Regions from separate parts of the Homo sapiens genome. Here region 2 is linked to region 1. The links are chromatin contacts, found by Hi-C in ENCODE. All regions are on one chromosome and are shown on one strand. Each heading gives the region's core, a stretch centred on a gene start or an enhancer-like site at or near the end of the contact. The rest is flanking DNA. Distances are from core to core; before and after follow the strand shown. Region 1 holds the start of FBXL4 (F-box and leucine rich repeat protein 4). Region 2 holds the start of CCNC (cyclin C).

Evidence for each region. A loop is a pair of places that touch in the nucleus more often than their neighbours do. Pooled maps may share reads with other maps.
Region 2: a map of OCI-LY7 shows a loop between it and region 1 (7-fold over the local background). The contact joins the promoter of CCNC here to the promoter of FBXL4 in region 1. A Hi-C loop is called at or near these places in 3 of 168 maps with a recorded cell type or tissue (OCI-LY7 and naive thymus-derived CD4-positive, alpha-beta T cell), 6 of 37 single-sample maps with no recorded cell type and 13 of 50 pooled maps.

What each region holds. Positions count from the first base shown.
Region 1 is chr6:98,946,654-98,949,217 of GRCh38, reverse strand. FBXL4 (F-box and leucine rich repeat protein 4) reads left to right here and starts at 1,272. Exons shown (of 10, transcript NM_001278716.2): 1 at 1,272-1,412. RefSeq lists silencers at 851-1,145, 1,443-1,752 and enhancers at 878-1,389, 2,193-2,382.
Region 2 is chr6:99,567,388-99,569,951 of GRCh38, reverse strand. It overlaps CCNC (cyclin C), which reads left to right and starts at 1,292. Exons shown (of 12, transcript NM_005190.4): 1 at 1,292-1,456. The coding sequence starts at 1,425. It also overlaps the pseudogene TSTD3. RefSeq lists enhancers at 935-984, 1,105-1,394, 1,515-1,594.

The DNA.
Region 1 (2,564 bases), core at 23-2,522:
ACAATTTGAATGTTCCTAGCACAAAGAAAAGATAAATATTTAAGGGGATGAGTAACCCAGTTATGCTGATTTGATTACAGAAATGAATCAAATTATCACATATACCCTGAAAATATGTACAGCTATTATGCATCAAAAAGTTGAAGAAAATAAAAATTTTAATTTTTTTGTATACAATGTATATTGCATATCATATATTGATTCTGTTCATATATAAGTAAATATCCTTACTGGTTTGCCTCATTGGAGCATTCAGACAGCAAATAATGTGTAGTTCAACATTTTATTAAATATTTTCCATCTTAGTGGATATTTTGTAACAAGATAAATATGATGCAAACTAAAAAAAGTGCCAAGGGCGGGCGCGGTGGCTCACGGCTGTAATCCCAGCACTTTAGGAGGCTGAGGCAGGTGGATCACAAGGTCAGGAGATCAAGACCATCCTAGCCAATATGGTGAAACCCCGTCTCTACTAAAAATACAAAATATTAGCTTGGCGCCCTTGTAGTCCCAGCTACTCGGGAGGCTGAGGCAGGAGAATCGCTTGAACCTGGGAGGTGGAGGTTGCAGTGAGCCGAGATCGCGCCACTGCACTCCAGCCTGGCGACAGAGCGAGACTCCGTCTCAAAAAATACATAAATAAATAAATAAAGTGCCATACTGAATCTACCAAAAATAAATCAAAATGAGTAAGAGAGGCTGCCAGACCATCTTCTTCATCAGAGGTAATGGTCAGAGGCTTCTGAACGTTGGTATGGAAATGAGCCTGCAGGCAGGATTTGTATGCAGGGAAGAGGAGGTTTGTAAACTAGGTGAATTATACCTTCAGAGTGCATATAATGTATATTATACTTTTCCTCTACGTATGCGTACCAGCCGTATTACCTATGTATCATCTGATCCACCAAGTCTGGACTGAAGAAGTCCTTGTAGGACCACACTACACATGGCGAGCCGGTACTCGGAAGGGATTATTCCGAAGAGGATTTGTAGACACTACCCGCTGTGTATGACCTAGGCCCTTTACACGGGCACCACTGGAGCTAGGAAGCCAGCAGAAAGCTCCTCCCCCTGGCCTGGGAGCGGGCTGTCCGTAGGACCCAGAGCACCTCCCATGGGAGAAACGCCCGGCTTTGCTTCTGGCCCCGCCCCGCCTCCCTCCAGGCCCCGCCCCGCCTCCCCGGCCCCGCCCCAACCCCGCGGCCCCGCCCCTCCTCCCCGGCTCCGCCCCGCCTCCCCGGGCCCGCCGCTCCTCGCGGCCTCCGCGTCTTCCTTCCGGGTCGCGCTAGGCCGGGCTTGCGGCGGTTGTGCCGCATCTAGAGAGTCGGGGAGCCGCCCCCGCACCCAGGCCTTCTCGCGCTGCCTGGTCGCTGGTGAAGCCCGCGGCGCGCGCCTCTCCCGGACCCTGCAGGGTACGGCCCTTCCTTTACTTCTCCCTCCCGTGGGTCTCTGTCTTCTTCCTTTGGCGCCGGGGCGGGGCCGGGGCCGAGCCAGCGCGCAGCTCCGCGCTTTGGGGAGTCTGGACGCCTGGCAGAGGCCCCCGCTGCCCGCCCCTCCCCGCCCGCGGCCCCGCGCCCCCGCGCCTCCGCTTCACGCTTGCGGGGCTTGCTGGGGCCCTTGAGAACTGCTGACGTGCCTCGGGCTCTTTCTACGCTACAGTCTGCCTGCAGGCTGTGAGGCGTCGTTCGGACGTGTGCGCGGCTCAGGGTTGTTTACACCGCGGGGGACTGCGGGTCGCCCCACACCCGCGCTCAGTGCTGCGCCGGCAGCCACGCGTCGGCCACATGCCCGCCTGTGCTTGTGATTCCTGTGCCTGCTGCCTTGATTTCCCTCTGACATCCGATGGTTTTTGCCTAACCAGGCCTGTTTTCTTTCTTCAGGACTGCTACAGGGTGCCCAGCTACAACCTTGTTTCTGTGTTTAGGTTTAGGGGTGCCCCTAGAGTGTGATGATGACCATCTACTTGGCCTCCTTGTCGACATATTTATAACGGGTGGTTTTGGATTTCCTTGATTTCCCAGTAATCATTGCCACAAACCTTCGAGATGCATTCACAGATTGAAATACAGTATACAAATAACTATTATAGAAGGTGAAGATGGTATAAGCCTGTGGTCAGGTAGTTGCGTTGGCAGGATGCCCGTCTGGCTTTGTGCTCCGGAGGGCACATTACCACCAGGTGCAGGGATCTCTGCTTGCTTTGGTCTGTTCACAGACACAAGCTGCCTTTTCTGGTTCTTGCGTGCACTCCTTGGTTTCTTAAGTTCAGCTATAGGTATATATTTTTTTCTTTCAGGCTCACTTCCTGCCTCCATTATCCTGTACCGCATATTGTATCTGTTGGTTGAGTAGAGAGAGATTCATCCAGAGTCATCAGCGCTCCAATAGTCCTTTATCAGATTAAGGACTTGAGGGAAATGTGCATTATGCTTTAGTAGGCACTCTAAAAGTTCCTTGAATTGGATTCTTCTTTCCATACTTATGTTCTGAGTACTAACTTTGTTTTAAACTTCTGCGCCAAAAGTTGGCTTTTCTGAACTCTGCATTTTCAAACTCTTCCCTTC
Region 2 (2,564 bases), core at 43-2,542, 620 kb before region 1:
GACCATCCTGGCCAACATGGTGAAACCCTGTCTCTACTAAAAATACAAAAATTAGCTGGGCGTGGTGGTGTGAGCCTGTAGTCCCAGCTACTTGGGAGGCTGAGGCAGGAGAATCGCTTGAACCTGGGAGGCAGAGGTTGCAATGAGCCTAGATAGCGCCACTGCACTCCAACCTGGGCGACAGAGCAAGACTCCGTCTCAAAAAAAAAAAAAAAAAAAAACCGCCTGATCCAGGCCGGGCCTGGTAGCCCACGCCTGTTAATCCCAGCATTTTGGGAGGCTGAGGCTGACGGATCACCTGAGGTTAGGAGTTCCAGACCAGCCTAGCGAAATCCCCTCTCCACTAAAAATACAAAGATTAGATGGACGTGGTGGCACGCGCCTGTAATCCCTGTAATCCCAGCTACCTGGGAGGCTGAGGCAGCAGAATCATTTGAACTGGAAAGGCAGAGGTTGCTGTGAGCCGAGATTGTGCCACTGCATTCCATCCTGGGTGACAGACCCAGACTCCGTCTCAAAAGTAAAAAACAGGCAGGGTGCGGTGGCTTACGCCTGTAATCCCAGCACTTTGGGAGGTTGAGGAGGGCGGATCACGAGGTCAGGAGTTTGAGACTATCCTGGCCAACATGGTGAAACCCTATCTCTACTAAAAATACAAAAATTAGCTGGGCATGGTGGTGCGCGCCTGCAGTCCCAGCTACTCGGGAGGCTGAGGCAGGAGAATCGCTTGAACTCCTGGAGGCGGAGCTTGCAGTGAGCCGGGATCGTGCCACTGCACTCCAGCCTGGAGACAGAGCAAGACTCCGTCTCAAAATAAATAAATAAATAAAGTAAAAAAAAAAAAGGAACACTTGATCCCTGAGAACAAAGTCATCTTCATTTATTTCTCTTTCCAATCACAGGAAAAATAAGTCACAAAACCTTGTACTTTATTACAATGCCACATTGTTCTGTTTTTGAAGTCCTGGAAGAGGTAATAACAGAACCCCGTATCTGAGCCACTTCGCCTAGGTTAGACCCACTCAGCAACTCCCGTGCTGAAGACAGGAGACCGAGCGGCTTGGGCCCCCGGCCAGAATTCTCAAGACGCTCTCGCGAGAGCCTTCCAACCGCCGCGAGCTCTCGTGAACACTAGTTCTCTTCAATCTCAGCACCTCCAAGGGTCAGCACCTCCCCTCCGGCTCCCTCCGCTACCGCGGGCCGGAACTTTTGTCGATAGGAACGGGTTTGCACAGTTGAGTGTTGTCGGCCGGCGTGAAGGAGACTAGGGGGCCATCCTCTTCCTTTCGCCGTCGCCGCCGCGGAGCGGAGTCGAGCCGAGCTGATTTGATCGAGGAGCGCGGTTACCGGACGGGCTGGGTCTATGGTCGCTCCGCGGGCCGCTCCGCCGGCTGGTGCTTTTTTATCAGGGCAAGCTGTGTTCCATGGCAGGGAACTTTTGGCAGAGCTCCCACTAGTAAGCGATCTTCCGTCTTCTCACCTGGGGCCGGTTTTTGGGGGAGCTGTGAGGACGGGGCCTGTGACTCCCCTGGGCCTGGATCCCAGCTCAGTTCCGAGTGCCGGGGTCCTCACGGGAGACCGCAGCGGTCAGAATCAAGATGCGCTTTTCTGAGGCGACTCCCCTCCCCGCCCCCAGCCCCAGTTTCGGGGAGGGAAGGATCTGTGAGGGGGAGGGGTGGGAGAGAGTTTCGTCTCCCGGGAAGGAACGTTTCGGAGTTTAATTTCGGATTCTTGGTTTAGCTAGGCCGCGGGGGGTCGGATAGAGTGGGCACAGGTACGGGAAGTGTGACTCAGCTCAAGACTGTGAGGCTACCTGTTCAGGACAGTTGTGGCGTGCTTTTACCTGGGGTTTCTTCGGGTGATCGGCGTCGTGGTCTTTTGTCATTCACTGTATATCTTGAGTGGATTTAATATTATGAGGAGAGGAGAGAGTCTGGCTTGTTTCTGCCTACTAACCGCTTCTTGCGCGTACTTTATGTCTAGATGGAGTTTTATATTGATAAGGTATAGGGCAGGTGCCCTCTAAATTTATCCATTTCATTAGCCTGTGCTTTATATTTTGTTTTAAAGGCCTATTTTTCCAGTGACTTTGTTTACCTGTTTCTTTAACCTTTTTCATGAATAAGTTCTTGTTTCTGTCAGTGACCATGTGAGAGCTAGAATAATATTAAAAACATTTATCCCTAAATACATTTGTTTAAGCAGGCAGGAAGGTGCGTTATGGGGTAAATTGAACATTTGAGTAGGCTTTCCACTGTATAGTTGAAAGATGAACAGAATTTGACAAGGTATCTTGGTATAATTTTTTATGCTAAGAAAGCATTAGTAAGTAATTTAAATTTCGATTCTGTGAATAGGATCTGTTCCTGATGTTCATTTTTTAGCCCTTTGCAAAGAGAAAAAAAGAAACAATGAACTCAGTAACCTATTTAAGGAAAAGCAGGTTTTCCTCTTGCTATAAAGTGATTCTGTGGAGATGACATGTTAAAGAAGCTTTACCACTGATCATATGTGTGTGTGTGTATATATATGTGTGTGTGTGTATGTATATATATATGTGTGTG